Linked DNA regions of Homo sapiens: regions 1 and 3 are each linked to region 2. A link is a loop called in an ENCODE intact Hi-C map of the cell type or tissue named here. Cell type or tissue: endothelial cell of umbilical vein. All regions are shown on one strand.

The links. A loop is a pair of places that touch in the nucleus more often than their neighbours do. Peaks named below come from ENCODE experiments on the same cell type or tissue, not always from the same donor. Only the 100,000 strongest peaks of a DNase experiment are listed, where the experiment ranks them.
Region 1: a loop joins it to region 2, with 8 times the contacts of the local background. A loop is called at or near these places in 42 of 110 quality-filtered maps.
Region 3: a loop joins it to region 2, with 13 times the contacts of the local background. A loop is called at or near these places in 14 of 110 quality-filtered maps.

What each region holds. Positions count from the first base shown.
Region 1 is chr3:99,640,442-99,648,441 of GRCh38, forward strand. The region is part of intron 1 of COL8A1 (collagen type VIII alpha 1 chain); the gene reads left to right. Among named protein-coding and RNA genes, the nearest start is that of COL8A1, 5.8 kb to the left of the region's middle. In endothelial cell of umbilical vein, a CTCF peak has its summit at 4,982; DNase peaks (open chromatin) are centred at 4,990, 5,770, 7,070, 7,760 and 1 weaker place; H3K4me3 peaks cover 1,894 bases; H3K27ac peaks cover 7,265 bases.
Region 2 is chr3:99,748,996-99,756,995 of GRCh38, forward strand. The region is part of intron 2 of COL8A1 (collagen type VIII alpha 1 chain); the gene reads left to right. Among named protein-coding and RNA genes, the nearest start is that of CMSS1, 65 kb to the right of the region's middle. In endothelial cell of umbilical vein, a CTCF peak has its summit at 4,569 (motif pointing left); DNase peaks (open chromatin) are centred at 2,826, 4,536 and 7,056; H3K27ac peaks cover 2,932 bases.
Region 3 is chr3:99,111,680-99,119,679 of GRCh38, forward strand. No RefSeq gene overlaps it. Among named protein-coding and RNA genes, the nearest start is that of LINC00973, 200 kb to the left of the region's middle. In endothelial cell of umbilical vein, a CTCF peak has its summit at 3,069; a DNase peak (open chromatin) is centred at 3,082.

The DNA.
Region 1 (8,000 bases), 110 kb before region 2:
TTCACCAGATCCCCTTGAGGGAAGTTATCTTTTCTTGGGGTGGAGGGGGAAATGCTCCCAGTTTAAATGAGCTTCCAGTTATTCCTAAGTTTGGGGATAAAAGTATTCTCCAAGGGTTTACTTCTGCTTTCTCTGGCAATTAATCCACCGGACCAGCTATGGACCGTTAAACAGTAACTGCCTTCCCTATGTCCCATCAAGTTCAAGCCCCTAAATAACTGAGTGAGATCATCTTAGATTGCTCATGATCTAAGTTTCCCAGGAGCAAAGCTATCCTTTCTCCATAGGGTACATACCAAGCAAGATGACACTGCTCTTCTTAAGCTTTTAGAAAAATCAGTGTCGAAGTTTCATGTAGTCGCCCCCAAATCTCCCCTTCTGCATGGGATGTGGATACTTCACGTGAGTCTCCTCTTTTTGCCATTATATAGCTGCCTCTTGATCAAGTCCATGACTATACCCAACCAATGCCATTGAGGCAGACTTGGGAGGACTTCTTAATGTTTCTCAGAAAAGATAAGATGAGAAGCTGCCGCTTTCACTAGAGACACAAGAAGGGAGCTCTACTGATTTTGAGGGCTTGCTGATCCTACAGAAATGTGCATTTTAGATGTTCTACTACTGTCAAAATTATAAAATGATATCCTTTTCATGATCAGAAAACATATGCCACTTTATTCCTATTTATGAAATAAAAATCAAGGAGAAGAGGATTGGGGTGAAAAGGGACTTGAAAGAGAAGCTGGAGGAATCACAGAAGTGCCCTAGGAGAAAAGCAAGATTAGGAGCTCTGTTACGAAACGCAACTTCTCCCAACCCTCATTTATGTGAACATGAGGGGATGGGGAAGAGCAAAAATCCATGTCTGCTCTTGTCTTTTTATTTGTTTGTTGTTTTTTAATCAATGAGAGTATAAGATCCATCTCTACTATGCCCTTCTTCTTAGCCCTCCTTCTTTAGCAGAAAAGAACAGCTTGGTTCTAATGATGAAAATGATTTCAGGTTTGCCCCATATTTAAAAACCCACAGTAATTTGCTAGTCATAATTCTAAAAGCTATACTATGAGTTAAAATAAAAAACTCCTTAAAACATGTTTTTAACTAACAGATGGGTCACGTCAACAAAACCAACCCTAAGTCTCCTGAAAAGTGTAATGTTGAGTGCTTATTTGTAAGTTAAAAGTTAGAAACAGCAATTTACTCCTTATCCATGGTTACTCACTTTGGTATGGAAACTTGCAGACAGATTGAGACACACCGTATTTCCTAAAACCTCTGGTCCTCCAAGTAACCCTCTGGGAGCTAGGTGTTTCTGCCTTGACCTCCTTCTCTTCAACCAGACCCCTATAAACATACATGTACATAAGTTAAAGAAGGTACAGATCTTGAAACTTGAGTGTATTCTTGTGAAAGGTGCACTGGTCTAACTATTGAGTGAAAAGAAAACCAAAAGGAGAGGAGAGGAGAATTAAGGGGAGAATGAATGCCCTTTGGAATTTAGAGAATCTTTCTTTTTAGCATTGTGTGAAAAGGATATCTCAATCCCTAAAGCATCTGGGAATACACATTTATTTAAAGAACCTGTTCAAAAGTTGTCACAAAATGCTAAGAATATAATGAAGAAGATCTTCCAGTGACCTGGCAGATATTAACAGCAGGTTACACCCCACACTACTAAATTATAGCTCTATTAAACTTCCCCTTTCTAGAGAGATAAGGAGTGAGAAGTATGAGCATTAACCACATTTCAACACAAACAGAGAAAAGCTGCTAATGAGAGATCCCTCTATCACTTTAGTAACTCCATTTGTTGTTTGAGGGAGAAGGTTCTTCATAGTTTTTCCTCAAGCAGATTTGCAGGAATGGGGTTAAAGGGAGTCACACAAGGTTAGAATGTCTACAAGCCTGAAGTCGTGTGTACTCAAATTCATGAAGCCATTGAAATTGCATCAGATCAAACTGAAGTGAATAAAACAAAAAGTGTTCACCAAAACTGATCACAGAGTAATCAATAAAAATAAAAATAATGAATTCTAACTTCTCAATGTAGGATAAGAGCAAAAGCAACAACTTTAGCTGACTATGTAAAATATGAACACACACCTGACAATTCACCTTCGGTGTCCTCTATTTATTTGGGGCTCACTTCCATCGTCCCTCCTGGACAACAAAAACTGACCCTTCTCTCCTTCAGCAAACCTTTCAGGATGTGCAGATGCAGTCATAGTCCCTCTGTGACATTTCCTTTGTTCTTTCCCTGGAAAAAATCTCTTTTTAATTCTCATAGAACAAGTTTCTAAAGAACCACTCATACTTGTGGCTTCTCTCATTACCAAAAATTTCCTCATACTTCTCTTAAATAGGATATAAATTTTCACCCTATCAAATGTAAAAGCTTCACATTTTTCTAAACTTTAATTCACATACCTAGAAGAAAGTAATTTAAAATTGCTACTTGCCTCCAACAGAATATCTGAGATGAGGTTTCAAAGCCATTTTACTTATCCAGTACTTATTATAACTTCTTGGAAATTAAAAAAACTTTAGAGAATCATAAAAGATAAATGCTGGAAAAGACCTTGGAGCTAATTGTAACTAAAAGTTAATTTTACAGGTGCAAAAGATCAGAAAGATTAATGTCTTTCCCCAGGCCACCCAGATGAGTACAGCACACCCAAGGCTGGAGTTCATACAGCCAGTTTCTCCAGCCAGTGCTTAATCTTGAATAACTGCAGTGTGGCTCCTCGTATAATGTGAATCTAAGGTGTCTTTGACTATGCTGAGCATTCCGTAGGCACTTAACATACAGGGCTCTCAGAAACCATAGCTTGGTAGAGGTTTGGACTACAGCTATACCTCTACTACCAAATGTCTAGGACACGTTGACATAAATTCTTGTGAAGAGTGAAGTCAATGGTCATCACCATCACAGGGATGGTATGTTTTTAACCAGCCCAGGATATGGTACATAGTAGCTGCTCAGTAAATCTGTGTTGAGTGGGTGAATGAATGGGGAAAAAAGCTAAGTATAAAATATCCATTTTCCTAAACTCCTTTCTTACTTGTAGAAAATATAGTCTATAAAACTACTTTCTACAAAGTAATGGATTTACAAAGTAAATTTTACTTCGTAGAAAACAGTCTATACAGACATACAGTGACTCAGGTCTCAAATGTATTGAGTTTAAGATTCTCCCTTGCTTTGGGAAATCTAGAAGAGTTCATTTTAGCCTTAGCAATGGCTAAGCCGTTTTCCTGTCTGCAATATTCTCACTAGTTCTTCCCATATTTACTTGAGTTCTAGAAACTGTATTATTTTTTACAGGAGGCTTAAGATCTAGTTCCAATATTCATTTGAGAGAACAAATGAATTAGAATGTGAGATTTACAGCGTAACTCTCCTCTTCCACCCAACAGACAAAGTGTTGCCAATTTAACCATTTTGTACCTTCCTCGGCCTCTAATGAGAGAAAGAGCAAAATACCCATAATGGATAATCAGGAAAAACATTAAGGGACACATCAGTCAGAATGTGTAGGTATGAGATTTGTTGTAACAGAGGGGCAGAGGGGAGAGGTGATCAAGGGACTAAGAGTATAGAGACAAGACAGTGAAGCTAAGAGAGTTTATTCCTCTGAAACAGAGGAGGGAGAATCTCCAAGAGTTTTGAAATGCTACAAGAGATTTTAATAGCATTGTCCAAAACCAGACCCTCTCAAATGCTTGAGAGATGACTTTCTGTTTGAGTCAGGGTTCTTTAAATACAACACTAATTGAAGCCTGGATGACACAGGTGTGAAAGCTTTATAAGTACCATATCTATTAAAACTCTTCTTATCATTTGACTGGCCCTCAAGTGGGAAAGGAACCTCATTTCACCTCCTTTTAGACTTGACTCTGACCCAGGATAATAACTCCATGGATGTCAAGTCATTGAAATGTTCTCTGCTAAAATAACAACACAATTATTGGTAACACATAAAGTCACTCCATCATAGAAAGTGACGAAGGCAGGAAAGAATATTCTTGTATTGTTTCTGTAAACAATTTACCCTGAATAAGCAGACAGATGTTAGCCCAGATGCTTCTTCACTTTCCTCTGAAGCATGCCTGACAATTATTTCCATATCTCCGAAATAGTAAGTGTGTTTCTAAAATCGATCTATTATATGTTAAATTTAACACAGTCTATGGCTAAGCATCACTGTGAAAACATTCTTTTAAGTAAGTCTTTCTTGAAGACTGTCCCTCTTAAGCTTCCAATTGATGTGTTTACATCACAGGATATTTAGGCATTGGATCATTTGATGTGCTGAGACTGAAGACAATCACTTCATGTGCTACTTTTCCAACTCTAACTAAATAGGCCTGGGTGTGGGTGTCAGCTGTCAACTTCTCTAGGAAATAACATGTATCTAGCCTATTGGGGAGCTTCTCTAGTCCCCTCTGTTAGCTAGATAAAACAGCTGCTTTTTGGAAGTCTGGGCCAATGGCCTGCATAATTGAGGCTTTGTGTTCTAAGGCAATTATGGCTAGTTTATGGCAGCAGAGGGGTTAAGTTGCAGCTGCCTTCAGTTCAGTAGGAGGATTTCAAATATTAACAGCTGACCGAAGAGCACTGTGATGGGGCAGGTGGGACGCATTTTCAAGCCAACATCCCATTTAGGATCTTCTTCCAACTAGCATGGTGTCTACACTCTGACGATAAGCCTAAACTTCATTCATAAATTCAGTGATGATTGTACATTATTGTATTTCTTTAATGATCTACTTAGCGATTGCCCAGTCTTAAAGTCCAGGAGTCATGGTGTTCATCAATGCTATCAATCCAAACAAGCGACTTCTTGTTAAATGGCAGACATAAGATTAAAGCCAAAAAGTACATGAAGGAGGGCACTAGGGGGAGCTAAGAATTTGTGAGTTAGGTAGCCAAGATTGTTGAGGTTGGAAGAATGAGGAAAGAAAGGGGATCTGTGGCAAAAATATGCTATTGGATCCACAGTTCTAGTTTAAGGACATGTCTAGTCCCTTTTCCAGCCCCCAGTTAATTACAATCCCCTGCTGCCCAAATGGAGAGGGAGGTTGTTCACCAGTAGAGGGAGCCAGGGGCTGGGTGTCTCAATAGAAACTGATCTGGTCCCAGAAGGGGCCTTTAGATTTAAGTTTTTCGGATCGAAGGCAGAGCAAAGTGTCCCTTACAACCAATGGCTAAAATGTATGCCATTGTAGTAGATCACATTGTTAGTTTTCTTTTTAAAAAAAAAAAAAAAATCCTAATTTAAGCCTCTAAGAATAAATCACCCACATTTCTGGCATTAGCAATGCCTGAAATGTCCGGGCTTGTGGAAGTTTATTTGAAAGAAAACTAAAACAATCTTAGAAAATGTTCTTTCCAAGGCTACCACCAGCCAAGACTGAATCTAAATGCTCAATTCAGTAATAAACAAAGCCTGGCAGCTGGGGGTCAGTGAGAGACAAGCACAAAGACTGAGGAAGCCTGCGGTGACTAGACCCTCCCTGTCAGTGGAGTAAGGGGAAGGGAGCTGGGAGAAAAAAAGACAGAAATGGGCCAAATAGGCTTCTCCACCCAGAGGGTCCAGAACCTGCTCCCCTAAATCTGGGTCTCTCCAGGGAGCAGCCAGGGTCTTGCCTAGACTGAAGTGAATACCTTTCTGTTGAACATTTCCATTGCACAGCTGTGTGGGGATGGCTTGTTAAGACTTGAGACACTTGCATAATTCAGAACCCTTTGGGGGATAGAGATCAATTAGGACCATAAAAAAAATCCTTGGCACACCAGAGGAGAGCTGCTTGCTTAGTAAAAATTATGACATTCACAGCAAAACAGCAATCCTCTAAGATCATTTTTTGTGTCCATAGAGATGAAGCTATGGAGTTGGTGTGCATGTGACTTGTGAATCACCAGAAAATCTTCAGTGTTTTAATTTCAAAAACACCTTGACTCTCTCTGGGGCAAGGGGCGTGTCACTGATCGTCTCTGTGCCTTAATTTATTTATCTTAAGCAGAACAATTTTTAAATAACTACCTTCTTTACCACTTAGAGACATGTGAGGTCCTGTCAAGTATTTTTCAGAAAGATACTAATTAAGCATGCATTTTACGGTTACTAATTTAGTACGGTAAATGGATTATACTTACAATAACTAGGAAGGGCTCAAAGTATTTATACAAAATCAGTCAAAATGGGATAAAATGTCAAGTAGCCACATAACCTTCCAAGATATAGCAAGAGCATTTTTGTTTCTCAGAATACAGAGGTCAATCCCACATATCTCAAAAGGCCAAACAAGATCAAGGGTAAGTGGAAAGTAAAAAAACAAATAATAATTAGAAAATGGCTTAAAGAGTCTTAAAAGGCTTATATTCTTACCAATCTGTATTTTGAGACCAGCCAAAGGGGAATTTCTCACATACAATACAGGGTTTCTGATCTAAAAACTCTATTTTAACTGGAGAAAGATAACTGTTTAATAATGACTTTTGTATAAAATCTCTGCATCCCTTGCTTCAACATTTTCCAAAGTGCATTTCAAAACACTGCTACCTGGGATTCATCAGTGTTTATACAGAAAAAAGTTCTGTGGTCAAATAAGCTTTAGAAACACTCAATGAAACAATATTAAACATTTTTATTCACTGTATGGCTTCACAGAAATTTTTATATGCTATATATATTTTCATCCTTCAAAGATGTTACAATCGAGTGTTCCTTAAACATTTGATGACATATCTACCCTGCCTGAGCGCATCTCCTGGGACTGATATTCTACGGAACAGCTTAAGAATAGTTTAAGAATCACTTCCTGCAGCATTATTTCAAGATCAGTCAGAACATGGTATTTTCAGTCTTGCTAGTTGTTAAGTAATACATACTGAATGTCACTCTAAGATATGTAGAGAGATTTCTAAAACCCAGGGGAAACAGGAACAAAAGAAGCAGATAACATGCCTTTGTTCTATGGCTCAATTCTTTATTACAATAATAGCAAGAATGCCAGAAATATTATTCAAGTCTCTCTCTCTCTCTCTCTCTCTCATATCTTCAACCTCCACTTCTACCCAAAAAATCTTTAGAACACTGGACAAATTGAAGTTGTCTCTTCCTTTCCATCCCACTCTCTGGATACTGTATAGAGAGAAGCGGCCAACAATGAGCAATAAGTTCAATAAACAAGGAGCCTAGATAATTCTTTGAACTAGCTCATCAGTCTCTGAGCTGTTAATTTCCTGCTTTATCTTTACTATCATTAACTAACCAAGATCGTTGGCCAAATATTTTCTTTGAGCATTTGCTTTCTCACCATCAATAGGGAGCTAATTTCTGTAGGAGGAACACACTGATATTCTGGTGTAATTTACTGAATGAGGAATTACTTAGTTTATCTATGACACTCAGACCTCCCACTCCATACAATTTACTATTTCTCTTAGGACATTACTCTGGGAATTATCTTTCCACTTCACAAAGTTAGTGCCTGGAGGTCAGTATCCCGTAAGTGGCACAGTTGAGCACCCTCTGCTTTCAGAAAATAAGTAGCTCATAGTCATCTAAAGGAGAAGGGAGAAATTCAAACACATCATTAATGGTTATAATAATAAAAGCTATTTGTTATCTAACAGGACCAGATATTGTGCTAGTCCCGTTATCTATATTCCCCATGTCAACCCTACAAGAAGGGTGTTATTATTCCCAATTTAACGATGAGAAAAACTAAGCCTCCACTCGTTAAGCAAATTGCCTAGGGCCACACAGCTAGGAAGAGGCAGAGCAGGTTCTTCTATCCAGGTCACAGTCCAAAGTCCATGGTCTTCCTGCCCGCCTGTGCTGCTTCTCATGATGTCTTGTCCTATCATGGAGGAAAAAAATAAAAATAAACTTCCTATGACAACGCCTCTGACTCATAAAGAAAGTGAGAGAATTCTAGTGGCTCTGTTCCTAGACACTGCTTACTGGCTCTGTTTCTTGTTTAATACAGTG
Region 2 (8,000 bases):
TATACTATGTAAAATAATAATTATATATAACTTTGTTGTACAGTATGTTTTATTCTACCTACAAAGTCATTAAGATATTTTACATACAATCCCTAAATAAATAGCTTATTTCTGTTATGGAACAATCTAACTGAAAGTCCTCAGGAAAAATGAGTTCTTATTTAGAAGAAAAAATATGTATAGTAAAAAATAGCTCAGATAACTAAAAACTAGCATCTATTTGGCAGTTATTATGTGGGCTCAAGTACCATGCTAAGAGTTACACCAAGGTTCTCTCACTTCATCTTTACAGGGCTTTGAAAATCAGCAAGAGGGAACAGAACCAAAGGTCTTAACCACTACTGCTTCTTATTTCAAAGCAATTTAAAATCATAACTCAACCTATCATGACAGTGTAAGAATATTTGGAATTGATTTTATTTTATTCATTTAAGCTCCACAAGCATCTACCTAGAAAATGCAATGGATCAGGAACAGTTCTAGACACTGAGGGAATATTGAGCAGTAAGACCAGAGCTCTACTCTCAAAGAGAACACTGATTGATAGGTTTATGAACATGCTTTTGAAAAATGCATACTTATGACTAAATAGAAGGGGAGTCACTATTCATGTTCTAAAGGGTTTCTTTATGTTCCAATAGAAATCTTTATAGTGCTATTCCTGTTTGTTAAAATTTACCTATTGTTCATAAAGCAAAGGTCTTATGTAAAAAAAAATTAAAAAATAAACTACATAGTTTGAATTTCAGAGGTTTGCTTTCCTCCATTATACTCACTTGGAAGAAGAGGTGCTGAAATTACCATAAATATTTTCTAGAACAAGGAGAGATGAAAGCAAACAAACAAAAGGAACCTAAATCAAAATGGCTCTAAGAAAATCACAAAATAATGAAAACTAAAGAGTTTTATAAACTTTTATACAATAATAGTGATAAGTTATCTTTGAAGGTAGAGATTTAAAATTATGCATGAGTTAACTATATATTAATTGTTTAAAGAATATTTCAAAATAGAATGTATAACTTGTTGCCAACTTCTTTTTCTTTTTTTCTTCTTTTTTTTTTTTTTTTTTTTTTTTTGAGACAGATTCTTGCTCTGTTGCCACGGCTGGAGTGCAGTGGCATGATCTTGGCTTACTGCAACCTCCACCTCCTGGGTTCAAGCAATTCTCCTGGCTCAGCCTCCTGAGTAGCTGGAACTACAGGTGCACACCACCACACCTGGCTAATTTTTGTATTTTTAGTAGAGACAGGGTTTCGCCATGTTGGCCAGGCTGGTCTTGAACTCCTGATCTCCAGGAATCCGCCCACCTCAGCCTCCCAAAGTGCTGGGATTACAGGCGTGAGCCACTACACCTGGCCCCAGTTTCCTAATGTTCATGTTTACCTAGAATTAAATAAAAAGAAAATATTAATAGCCAACTCTGGGTGGCAGAATTTTAGACAGTTTTGTGCCCTCATGTATACTCTTTTGTAAATTTTTCAAAAAAACATATATTGCTTTTATAATTGGTAAACAGAAAAAATATTGTAATTGACTCCAAAATCGATAGGTGATAAAGACAAAATTGTCCAGGGGGAGTAAAATGCAAATTTTGCTCTCAATCACAAAATTTTTAAAAAATAATAATAAATGTAATAGGTTCTTCCTTCCAGGTGTTATTGCCCTTTCTTTGATTCAAGATAAAGCAACCTGTAGGCTATTCAACTTCTCTAGACAAGAAAGGTTAAAAATTGGATTGAATTTTCAAGATTTTCTTGAGAAAGCATTTCACCTGCAGCTATGAACATGAGTGTAAAGATCAAAGTTGTAATACGGGCTGGTAAAGCTGAAAGTTGTTATTGTGGCAATCAGAAAAGTAGAGCATCATTAAAGTGTACCTCTTTCACCTTAAAACATAAACTGGCCATCAATCATTTCTAATGGCATCTACTTAAAACTGGCCTTATGATTGGCTCCTAAGTGTGTAAAATGTCAGGTGGAAATACATAAACACATCTTTGAGCTGGATAGAGTCTCAGTGATCCTAAAAAGTGAAATATAGAGCTATTTTAGAGATGCCATTTAAAAATTTATGGAGAGAGATTTGGTCTTATAATTTCTTTCATGAATACTAAAATTTTACTACAAAGAAAATTCAGAAATGAGTTATTTGTGCCATTTAATCATTAAATCATAAATCCACAGACCATTAGAGCTGGAAGGGGCCTTCTAGATTACCTCCTCCAATGCCAATATTTTGCAGATGAGAAAGTAGGAACAGAAAATTTATTTTCTCAGGGTTAAGCATGGTGGCTCACACCTGTAATCCCAGCAATATAGGAGGCCAAAGCGGGCAGATCACCTGAGGTCAGGAGTTTGAGACCAGCCTGGCCAACATGGCGAAACCCTGCCTCTACTACAAATACAAAAATTAGCCAGGTGTGGTGGTGGGTGCCTGTAATCCCAGCTACTTGGGAGGCTGACGCAGGGAGAATTGCTTGAACCAGGCAGGTGGAGGTTGCAGTAAGCTGAGATCGCACCACTGCACTCCAGCTTGGGCAACAGAGTGAGACTGAAAAAAAGAAAAGAAAATTTATCTTCTCAGGAAAAAGTAAAATCACTCAAAAATATCTTAAAGAATCCAGAAACATCTTGAATCTTACTGACGAAAAATTAGGTATTTTGAATCCTACTAGAACTTTAATTATAACTCGAATTTTTAGTTTGGTTGTGGGCAGTCCTACGCAATGAAGGAAAGACGCTAACAGTGACTGTGGAAAGCACATTCACAATGAACACTTATAAAGTTAAAACTAAAAATAAAACAGACCAATGATTTCAGACCAGGTTATTCATTCATTACTCAGCTTCCTTTCTTTAGTGAGTCAAGCAATTGAAATGAGCGTTCTTAGCCACTTTTAAGACACAATTCTTCTATTATCATGAAAAATTGGCTACTTCTAAAGTTGCTGATATGCTGAAGAATAATGGGACATTCATTCTTTGAGTTAAAAAATCCAAATTATTGCCAAAATCCTCCTGATTTAATGCATTTATGAAAATATGCTTATAATAAAATTATATATATTAAGAATATACTCCTCATCCCCTGCAAATAGATACTTACTTTGCATTATGGACATCCTGGAAGAAGTAAACATGAAAGCTCTTTTTCTAAGTTTAATGTTGATCTAAGAAATGGAAAATAGTAACACTTGGTTTTAAGGAAACTAGCACAGTGTGGACATGTTCATTGTCATCTGTAAAGTAGAAATAAGAGTAGACTCTTGCAAAATCATTTAAGAATTAAATCAATAATAGATATAAAATGGTTAGTACAGGGTTTGGTCATAGTTAACATTTAATAAGTCCCAGCTATTAGTAGTAGTGGTAGTAATATTATTATTATTTATAACATGATCACTCTTCTACTACTCCCTTCCCTTCAAGCAAAACTCTTGTGATTCCCCTACACTATTTTATGGCGCCATGTGCTTGTATATTCTGATCCCTCTCCCCAAATGCCCTATCCTGACTTCTATATCTGCTGAACTCCTACTTATCACCCAAGGTCAGCTCCAAAGTTTTTTCCTCTTACCTGCGTTACCTAATCCCTGATTGCACTCACCTATTTCCCATGGTTCTCTGCATATATCCCTCTCCTATCAATTGAGATGAGGACTTTTACTTGATTCTCCCTCACGCCCCCCACATGCCCCCCCACACACACATGCATGTACACATATGCACACACTCTGGACTACAGTGAATTCATCATACTCAATTTTGTATCATCATAGAAATGTCTATTGAAATGAACAAACTCCCGCATAAATAAATGACTTTTTAATTTCATGAGTAGGTATCAGGCTAGAATGTGCACCTAGTGGCCTCAGTTTAGAGGGGGAGAAGGGGAGATGGGTATATGAGGAAAGCTGGGACATGCAACTCACCAGCCCTGGAGCCCGGCTCTGCCACATGCCTACTGCTATGACTTGTGGTAAATCATTTAACTTCCCTGGACCTCAGTTTTCCTTCTCAGCAAAATGGGAGGACTGGGCAAAATGTTATCTGAGGACCCTTCCAGCACCAACCTTTATATATGATGCTATGCACTGGTTTATCTCAATGGTTCTCAAACTTTAGCAGACATCAGAATCATCTGGAAGGCTTATTAAAATACTGGTCAGCAGATCTGATGGGGCCCAAGAACTTGCATTTTTAACAAATTGCCAGATGATGGTGAGGCTACTGGCAGGGGGACCACACTTTAAGAACCACTAACTGATCTTCTTGACACAGGATCCTGACACTGTCCTGTTGTTATCTGGTGAAAGGCACTCCTGATATGATAAGATGCAGGCAAGTAAACCCACACTTCTGTGAGGCTGCCATCACAAGGACTAGGTGCCTATGGGTGAGCCCCAAGGGTGACCACAGAATGAAAGCTTTGCTGACTGGAGTTTTGTTAAAGGCTCACTTTGTGGGAAAGAAACTGCCTGACTTCTCAATGCTATAGGGTATAGAAAACACTGACGCCAGGGTTGGACCCATCAGTTAGTACCGCTGCAGCTGAAGTCACATGGATCACAATTGCCATCTAGTGATGACTTTGAATTACTGCATCAAGAGACTACAGAATGAAATGCTGCTTTTTCATTTAGAAACTGCTTTTTTTTTACACAAAACTATGTTCAAAATGAGATCCCTTAAGGATAAAGTCTAATGTGCTCCGGTCTTATCTACATTTGTATCTCAGTACTATGAAAATAAATACATATATAGTACTTACTATGTGCTAGGCATGGTTCTATGCTTTATATATGTTCAATTATTCACAGCAAACCCATGAGATAATACAAATTTTCCCAGTTTGGAGACAAGAAATAAAACTACAAATGTACAAAGCAATGAAAAGACTTGCTTGAGGTTGCCCAGTCAGTAAAATGGTAGAGCTTGGACTGAACCTAGACAGCTACTGGGAAGATAACTACACTAACCAGTTTCTCTTATATCAATTTAAAACATAGTTGCTGAAACAATTAGTACTTGTAAACTGTTGTCAGTTACAGATATGGGTCTGCAAAATTTTATTAAGTATACACTGAATAAATAATTTTTTTCTGATCCTTCCAAATGAAATCAGCTTATATCCAATAATTAAAGAAATGTTTCTACCTACAGAAAGCCAAATGCAACAAAATGAGCACCAACTTGGATTAAGATTTGGAATCATTTTTCCACCTGCTATACAATCTTAGACAAGTCACTTAGATCCACTTTTTCATCTATGAAGTAGAAAAAATAAAACCATAGTTTACATAGCTATGTAATTCCCAAAAATGTGGTTTAGGGGTTCTGTAAAGTCAGATTAAATTTTAGAGTAGCTGCTCAAGTTATCCACTGAATGCGATCACAAGAGCAAAGAGGGAGATCATGGATAATAACTATACTGTTTTTTTTTTTCAAATTGTCTCTCATGTGTGAAAGAAGCCAGGACAAGAGGTTTGATCTCCTGGTCTATCGTCCATAAGTGCTAGCAGTAAACAATAACACTCATGGTGTTTGTGGGAGAATTAAAGAGCTCAATAAGAAAGATACACATTTCCTTTATTTTTCTGAATACTGTACTTGGCCTGTGCACCTGAGCTCTGCATCCCTGCCTGTTCTCTGCCTCCCAAGGGTCCTCACCAAAGAACTCCTACAGAAAGATCACATATTTGCCAGTGGATTGAGGTTCAACCCCCTCTCACTCCAACCTTCTCTTACCAGAGATCTTCTTGGATTTAAAAACCAGGTCCCTGATAATCCTTTTAGCTCCTTATCTAAAACATCTCAGTTACCAAATAATTTATCTCAATAGACCAAACCAGAGTTATCAAACCAAAGTACTACAGTACTAGGTTTCTTTGCACCTGTATATGTGTAACATGCTAAGACTTGCTGGCATCAAATTCATGGTAATGAAGGAAAAATAAACATAGAGTCAGAGGAATAATGGGTAACAATTAAAATACAGTAGGGTAAACTATCAGTACCTCATTTTAGTAGATTTCTTGATGTCATTTCAAGTATTTGCACATATTTAGTCACCAAAGCAACCCTAAAATTAGGCTAGATAAGCTTATTATCAACACCATTTGAGAAATAAAGATATTGACACACAGAAGTGTAAAGAAAAACAAAGGAAATTGAAGCAAAGAAACTTTAAACAACTTGAAAAAATAAGTGAGGGTTCATATATCCTAGTTATTAGGCCTATGCTTGGCCCCACAATTATAGTTTAACAATCAAATCCTGAAATAAGATGACTCCCTCTGATAGTTGAGTTTTTTAAAAGTTCTTTATACAAATATAGTAGAAGTAAATGAATAATTAGACTTCAAGGATAGTAAACACTCCATTAATTCACTCAACCAATATGTGTTGAGAATCTGCTATGTGGCTGGCACTGTTTTAGGTTGGGGAGTTTAGCAGTGAATGAGGGCAAAAATGCCATTCTACCCTTAAAGCTTACATTCTGTCTAGTTGGAGAAGAGTTGATAAATGTGAATATAAATAAATATTTAATACCATGTTGATCATGAAGAAAAATCAAATAAGGGAAAGGGATAGAGAATGATAGGATGAGGGATGCTGTTTAAAATTGAATGGTCAACACAAGCCACTCTGAGGAGGTGACATGTGATCTGAGATCTGAAGAAGGCAAGGCCATGCAACACAATGATCTGGAAGACAGTTCAGGCAAATGGGAAGTCCCAAGGCTGAGAACCAGTTTGGCTTGTTGCAAGATGGCAAGAAGACCACTGGCCAGAGCCTGGTAACTAAAGAGCAGATGGTGTCAAAGAAGAGAGCGGAGCCAGATCGCTTAGGTCTTGCAGGCTGTGGAGGGGAGTTCAGAGTTTACATGAACTGGGGTGGGGAGCCACAGGTGGATTTTGAACAGAGTGACAGGATCTGGTCTACTTCTTTAAATCATTACTCTGGTTTCTCTGAGGAGATTGGACTCCGCACATGAATGGAGACAGGGAGGTAAGGCACTGGTCCAGGCAAAACATGATCGGTGCCCAGTGACTCAGGATACATTTTCATTAAAGAGATCATAAAACTTGCAGATGGATTGGATGTGTGAGAAGAAGAGATATCGAGAATGTCTCCTGCACTTTGAGCCTGAGCAACTAGATAAGTACGAATACCATTTATCAAAATAGGGGAGCTTGGGGTAGAATCATTTTCTGAATCTTATAATCCTCCAATTGTACCAGTGAACTCAATTTGAGAATTCATTTTTGAAAGTGAAAAAGACTTTTAGTCCAAGAATCTTTAGAAAATGTCACCACCTGTTTTAGGATAAGCCATGTATAGCAATAATTATATTCTGCCACATGGAGTATTCCACTCTTAGAATTCTGAACCAGACCATGGTCCTGATATGATGTAATATTTCTAAGTGTTCCTTTGTAAAAATAGTTTCAAAGACTCATGAATTATAAAATCATGCCTCCTGTTTAGGACATGTTTATAAATATGAATAATAGAAGCTTAGCTCCTAACTATTTCAAGAAGTACAAGGAAAACGTCCACAGTTCAGTTAAAAAGAATGTTAAATATCGGCCTGAGATTTATACTCTTGAGAAATAAATGTTACAGTAGAAATGGGAAGAAATGTGCTTGGTCTCTGAGCCAGTGGTTCTTTTATGGGAACCAGGGTCTTCAATTTCCAGGCAGCTACGCTGTGCTGAACTTGGACTCAAAGATTTGGGGACAGTACCATCACGTCACCTAAGCATGATCAAGAAAACACTCACTTTGGGGATACAAACGTCTTAGCCAAAATCAGCAGTAAATCCAGCATAGAGCCAAAACTATGTAAACAGTAGTGTAAAGATCCATATGCAGAGAAAACTGAAGGATCACTAAATTCCAAGGAAATGTGGTTTCTTTTTCAGTCCCTACTTTTTACAGAGAATGCTCCTTTTAAATATTTTAGCTTCTCTGATGGATCTGAATTAGCTATG
Region 3 (8,000 bases), 640 kb before region 2:
TGTTAATTTTTGTAAATAACAATAAAATAAAGGTATTAAATATTATGATGTTAAACAACTTTATTCTACTCATGTTTATAAAAATTCACATATACAACAAAATAGTCAGTTTTAAGCCCAGAAACTAGTATAAAGCATTTAATATTTTATTTTTACTGTATTATTAAATTTTACAAATTGTTTTGGTAATACTAATAGTTTAACTTGTTTGAAGAATTAAAGTACTTGGTTTGTATTTCTTGGGATGGCCCTAACACATTTGAACAACATTCATTCCGTTAGAAAAATACACTGTAAAGATCTATTATCAAGAAAGAAATTTCGTAAGTATTGAGTGCTATAGATTTTACAGTTAAGGTCTAAACTTGGTGCATATTTTGAATTTTGACCCAGCTGGGTATATCTTTAAGGGTCAGTAGGAAAAATTGTTTTAATGAAGATCTGTTGAGGTTCCCGACAGCAACCTTGGCTGGATGAGCTGGGTTGCTTTAGGTCAATGGCCACATTCCTTACTTTCCTGCCAAATGTAGCACAGAGAGAGGGAGTTGAGGTATGAAACAATAGGAATTAGTGAGGAGGGATGATTTTGAGTGTAGAACATCACAGTACCACTTTTCCTGTCCTCCTGCCTTGCTCCAGGGCAATTGCCCTGGGTCCTTAGCAAGAAGGAGACAAAAATGAAATAGTAGATCTAATCAGATGGAAGATTTCATCTTTTGTGCTGAAGTAGAAGAGATAACACAAAGTAGTATATTTTGTGATCAAGTTGAAGATGGTTCAACAAACAATGAGCTCCTACTGTGGGTAAGGTACTGTGCTAGGCACTCAGGTCTACAAGATGGATAAGATGGAGTTCAAAACTGTGTCTGTGTGTCAGGGGGTGAGAGGGTTGTTGAAAACCAGAAAAAGGATTCCAATGTAAAGTAGTAAGTACAGGGATAGAGAAGCAAAAACTCAGGCATGGGAAACAGTATGGTGTCCAAGGAGAACCACAGCAATTAAATAACAGTAGAACGGCAGTCCTTAATCTTGGCTGCATAGTAGAATCATCTCATGAACTTTTAAAAAATGCCCATGACCAGGCCTGACCCAAGAGAAATCAAATCTGAATTTCCGGAGGTGGGGTCCAGGCACTGGTAATTTTTTAAAGCTTCCCAGGTGATTCTCATTGCATTCCAGTTGAAACCCACTGTAATGGTCATTGAGGGTGAATAAGTATTTGAAAATGCTATGTGAACTACAAAGCCCCACTCCGCTGCCAGACTGAGAGCCCTTTAACATAGAGATCATGTCTTATTTGTCTTTATATCTCCACACTTACCAATATAGGATCTGTCACATAGAAGAAGCATGGTATATATCTGCTGAATGGGTGAATGAATGAATAAATCAACAATGCGAATAAACACATATTGAAGTCTTGAAACAGCATTTAAACAGAAAAAAAAATGATTAAAGGGAAAATATGCACTTACGGTTTATATTCAAACAGAAAGTTTAGACAGGCATATAAACTTATGGACTGATTCAAATTAAGTTGATTTATTGCAACTTTCAAACATAATGTGAATGAACCTTAAAAATATATACAGAAATATGTCCCTGCTTTTGAGTGCTCCAGCTGAGAACATGGCTTGGTGAACAGACAATTTAAACAACAACAGATCCCAGAAAAAAAATTCAATATTTGAAATCAGAACACAGTGGAAATCTTGGAAAGTAATCATGTTTTATTTGGAGCCTCCCATTTTTATTTTGAGCCTCCCATTTTAATTTTTTAGATGGCCTGGTTTTGAATAAAATCACATACACGTGTGTGTGTGTGTGTGTGTGTGTATACATAATTGATGTGTGGATTCAGACATTATGGAAATGTTCAGATAAAATTAATCTGTAATCCAGAAGTGATTAATGAGTTTTAAATTTAAGAAAAAAGTTGCTTGCTTTTTCAACGGATGAGGAAAGGCAAAGAACTAAAAATACATTGTATTTTCACTCTGCACTTTGCAATTTCTAAGGAAATATCATAAGAAATTGTGTCCTCATTATTGATGTCAAAGAAAAGCTAACCTTTTTGTGCTTTTGCTGCAAGTTGACTTTGTAGCTAACTGGTCACCATTCTGCCCCTGATACATACTCATTTATCAGTATCACTTCCAAGGAAGGAGTTAGTGTATGCTTCCATCAAATGCCTGAGGAGTGCATGTGGGCAAGAAAGAGAAACCATGTTAAGGGAAAAAAGAGACTCCCGTAGAAAGAGCACCTCAGGGAAGTACTGATCATGAGAATAAAGTTTTCATAGTTCAGAATTAAACAGGTATCGAGATCTAATTAGAACTCTCTTCTAGGAACACAGGGATAATTCATGTGTGCCTTAGAAATGTAACACAAAGCTGGAAATAATATTATTTTGAGTGGTATCTCATATAGGGAGATCTTTTAGAAAATAAAGGCGTGTGATGAGCAAACAGAAGGTAGGAGTACGGCACCAAATTAGCGGCCAGGGATACAGAGCAGCACACCTGGGGTCCTCTTGTCTAGGTAGGGGAATGGCAGTATGGAGCAAACCCAAGCACTCAAGGAAAATAGGCAGCAAGTAGGAGGACTGCCTCTGCACTGGCATGTTCACTATGTCTGCCCCTGATCACTTCACTAAATTTCTTTCTACATACACTTTTAATTATTTCAATCTCTCTGTTAAATTTCTTTGATAAATTTCTGAATTGATTCTTTGTGTTTTCCTAAAGTTTGTTCAGCTTCCTTAAAACAACTATTTTGAATTTTTTGTCTGGGAGATAACACATCTCCATCACTTTAGGGTTGGTCTCTGGCACTTTATTTTGTTCATTTAGTGAGATCATATTTCCCTGAATGTTCTTAATGCTCCTTGCACAGATGCTTGTGGATGTGCCACAATGTCTGTATATCGAGGGATTAGGTACTTAATTTAGTCTTGAAAGTCTTGCTTTGTGCCTGTCCTTTTTCAGAGGGCCTTTCAGGGATTCTAAGCAGACTGACCACTATGTTCCCTGAGCCTGTGACCACTGCACCTCTCTCAGCACTAGGGGACAGTCTAAGACCAGGCTTGCTGAGAGTATCAGGAGGACTCTGAGGCTGATATGGCTTTTGGGGCCAGATGGACCTAGGGAAGACCCAAGGAGGATACTAGAGCTGTGTAGAAATGGTCGCCAGGGACCTGAGTACAGGAAACTGTTCTGGTGACCCAGAGAGGTGTGCCTCCCCGCAAGTTTCTGCACCGGTAGGATATTTTCCTGACTGGAGCCAGAGGGGCTGGAGCTAAGATGGTCCTTGCTTGGGATCTGTTGTGGAATATAGGCTGGAGAACCCAGTCTCATTGGCTCAGAGGGGTGTATGTCTCCCAAGAATTCCCTGCATAGATGGAATAGTTTCCTGACTGCAGCGAGGTGCGCTGGAGCTAACAGTCGGCCTCTCAGAATCTGCTGTGTGGCAGAGGCTGGAGAGCCTGGTCTGATTTGCTCAGAGGAGCACATGTCTTCTAGCAAAACTGGATAGTTCCCTGAGGCTAAGGGAAGGGCCAGAGCCGAAACGGAGTCCCCTTGGGATCTGCTGTGGGACAGAGATTGGTGAGCCCATTAGGGAGACTCAGACTGCCAGGCTGTGAGATATGGTCAAGTCTCCCTCTGGGTCCTTACAAAAGCAGCTCTGAACTGGAAACTCAATGAAGTGGGGACTGGAGCAGATCCATGGAAGGCAACTTTCAGAAGCATGGTCGAGACCATTGTCAGTGGGCAGATGAGCCTCTCTACCAAGGCACTAGTGTGAGGGAATTCCTCTGGACTCCTTGGCAAATGGTTTTGGTTGCAGGCTCATAAACTAATGGAAATGTGGCCAACCGGCTTAGAAGACTGGGCTGTTTTTGAGCTGGAACTCAGGAACAGATTCAGTGGATTAGACACCTGGGTGTTGGTCTACACTCTCAAAATGACCCTTCAAGGTCTGGCCTTGGGCTCCAATGGGGCTTCACAAACTCCCACATCAATCCTGAGGCTCCTCAGAGAAACTTTTGACTGTGGATGGGTACAAATTCTTGTTGTGGTGGTGGGATATAAGTGGGTTACCTTCTATTTTACCATCTTAGTGATGTCCTCTTTCTACATGCACTTAATGACACTTAAATGATAGCAGCTGAGACCATTTTTCAAGAGCTGCTATTTAATGCGGTAAGAACTTATGCTACATTTCTGGGTTGGAGTCTACTGGCCCGTGCAAGCTAATCTGAAGATGATTAGCAACTCATTTGACAAGGTAGGTTAGAACTGAAATGAATGAGTTAACTATTGTCCCTTAGCCTTGTTTATATCCTCATCATATCCCATCAGTATTATTATAATCATCCTCTACCCAGTCTCCCTGATCCCAGTCTACCTGCATAATCATCTTCTTAAAATGTAAATCTAATAATATTGCTCCTTAACATCACTGCGTAGAAAATCTACAATGTGTTTTATCACCATAGAGTAAATCCCCAAAATCTAAATATGGTATAATAAGGCAATTGCCACCAGTTACTTTTCCAGCTTCTTTGTTAGGTACCTCTCCCACCCCCATCATCTTTCGCTAATTACAGAAACATTCCCACTCTCCAATGAACATTCCTTACTCTTCCATGCCTCCATTCCTTGGCTTTTACTGTTTTCTATGTCGAGAACACTCAACCTCCAAATTGCTGAAATTCCATGCATCCTTCAAGAATAGGTTCAAATCCTACTTTTGAGTAGGTTTTCCCAAACTTTCAGGCTAAGCTTTATTTGAGAACTTTGTTCACTTTTTCTTTCTGATCATTATAGAACACTAAAAATGTGAATTACCTATTCATGTTTGTCTCCTTCATAAAACCATGAGCTCATTAGAGCCAAGGGATCAATCTGATTTGTCTTGTTATTCTCAGTTCTTAGTACTCAGCATGGTATCCAAGACATAGTACATTCTCAAATATTTTTGTTGAATGAATAAATGAATATATATTGTATTATATAGGATTAGGTTTGAATCTATAGAAACTCTATGACTCAGCAAGATAGAAGAATTTTTCTTTTTCCTCATATAAAGGATATTTAGAGACAGGCAATCTAAGGCTGTATATTGGCTCAATGTTGGCATCAGTGTCACAAGAGAAACTCTGCTACCCATCTTCTGTAGACTGAATTATGTGCTCAGAGTCCTAACCCCCCGATGTGACTATATCTGGAGATAGAAACTTTGTGGAGGCAGTTAAATTAGGTCATAAGGGTGAGGTCATGCCATGAACTAAATGTCTGTCCCCACTACCCCATTTGTATGTTGAAAGTCTAATTCTTAATGTGATAATATTTAGAGACAGGACCTTTGGGAGGTAATTAGTTATGAGAGTAGAACCCTATGTGAATGGGTTTAATGCCTTTATACAAAGAGACAGGAAAGAGTTTGCTTCCCCTACTCTCGTTAGGAAACCAGGAAGAGGGCCCTAAACAGACATTGGATCTGCCAGTATCTTGCTCCTGAACTTCCAGCCTCCAGAACTGTGAGAAATAATTTTATGTTGTTTAAACCATCTACTCTATGGTATCTTGTTATAATAGCTCAAACTGACCAAGATAGGCCCTGATATGCTAAGATTAGTTTATTGTTTTTATCAGAAGAGAGGCATCAGAAAACCCTCTCTTACCCATCTCTGCCCTGAATTCTTGAGTTCACAAAGAAAAAGACATGGGCAAACAGTGTGGTAGCAGATGCCTACAAGCCAGGAAGAGATGCCTCACCAGAAACCAACCATGCTGACACCTGATCTCAGACTTTGAGCCTCCAGGACTGTGAGAAAATAAATATCTGTTGTTTAAGCCACCCTGTCTGTGGCATTTTATTAAGGCAGCCTGAGCTAAAACATTAGTTTTAACTTCAAGATCTCCTTCTGGTCTAAAATGGCTGCTGGAGTATCGGTGATTACATCTGAGTTTTGGGCAATAGGAAGGAAGAAGGAGGAGAAGGAAAAAGGGTGAGAAGTTCCCTCTCTTAACTGAGTCAGTGCTCCTTCAAAATTTCTCAGATATTCACTTAAGTACCTTGTTCACCCCTGGCTTCAAGGAAACCTGGAAAATGTACTGTGTAAGCTGGATACATTGCCAGGCATACAATCAAGCTTCTGTTTGTGAGGAAGGTGGGGAAAAAGGCTATTAGGTCAGCACTTAGTAGTTCTGGTCAGAAATGTCTTCATGACCCCCCACCCCCCTACCCCCCACAGTTGTGGCTTTTGGATGGAAAGTCTGTGTCCTGGCTCTATAGAGTGGTCCCCTACACTGCACTGAATTTGTAAAAAGGGTGTCATTTGGGTAACATAGGCAAAGATCTAGACAAAAATGTTGAAGTACAGGATGTTTTGAATGCTACTATCATTTGATTAAAGAGTTGGATAGTACAATATTTTATAACATTCCTGGAAAGAGTTTTGAGGGGATGTTCATGTTCTCTTTTTCTCCCGGCAAGGAAAATCTGAATTAAATATTCCTATAAAATTGAGAGCCTATTCTGGACCTATCACTTCAGAAGAGTTGGTTATGCTACACTAATCAGATTTAATCCACCTTACTTGGAGATCAGCGTTCTATAGCCCAATTTGATTTACTTAATCAAATTGGAGGGGAGAAGGAATGAATATTAGGAGAGGACCACACTGGTTCTGCAGTTTCAGGGGAAATCAATCTTAAGAACTGAAGAGGTGGAGGATGGACATCTGCACTCCAATATTCTCCTGTAGTAGTGTCTTGGGTTTGAGCCCACAAAACTGTGACCAAACAATTGGGAGATTCTTGAAATGCTGTCACTATCCTGAAATTTCTAATTAACCACAAATATTCTGAGTGCTTTCTATGTTTAAACTGGCATGGCTAACCATCACTTTTTAGGGTGATCTGAATGGGTTTGAATTGAGTAACTCATTTTCCTGGTATTCCCAGCTGGCTTACTGTCATTTCATTATGCTTGTAGCAATACCACAGTTATTTAATAAATTCAATTCCACATGTTGCCCAATTGAATTTCGGGGTCTCATAATGGTCCTATGACTAGCTTCTGCTGTTTTTTACATTGCCATCTGAATGGGAAAAGGAAATAATATCCATCAATGCCTGTTTTGTATCATATCTAGGTTGAAGACCCTTCTGCCTGTCACATTGACTGATATTTCCTCACTAGAAACCTTATTTTATAGAATTGGCATCTTCTTTTAGAATGTGATTACCTGGAGATTAAAGAACGTTGCCCAAAGTAATCCAAAGTGTTAGTGGTTGTGATCATTAATTTTATGTGTCAACTTGACTGCTCTAAGAGATACCCAGATAGCTGGTAAAAAATTACTTCTGAGCATGACTGTGAGGGTGTTTCCAAGAGAGATTAGTCTTTGTATTAGTAGACTGAGTAAAGAAGGTCAGTCTCACCCACGCAGGTAGGCATCATGCAATCCACTGAAGGCCCAAATAGAACAAAATGGCAGAACAAAGGCAAATGCTCTTTCTCCTTTAGCACGGACATTCATCATCTTCTCTCATTAGACATTGGTGCTTCTGGTTTTCAGGATTTTGAACTCAGACTAAGACTTGTATCAGTGACTTTCTTGTGCTCAGGCCTCAGCCTTGGACTGAAACTACAGCATCAGCTCTCCTGGGGTTTCAGCTTGCAGATGGCAGGTCATGGGACTTCTCGGCCCCCATAACTGTGTGAGCCAATCCCTCAAAATAAGCCTCTTTTTACCTATCTCTATATATCCTTTTGATTCTATTTCTCTGGAGAACCCTGGCTAACACAGTGGCTGAGCAGAGGTTGTGACTCATACTATTCATCCATCTACCACATGTCAACATTTAGACTAAAAGGTAATATTTATTGAAAATTAACTGTGTGGAAGGCTCTGTGTTCTCCACTCCATTTCCATCATGCTTTTTTACTCAGTAAAGCCCTCCAAGAGCTCTATTATCCTCCCATTTTGC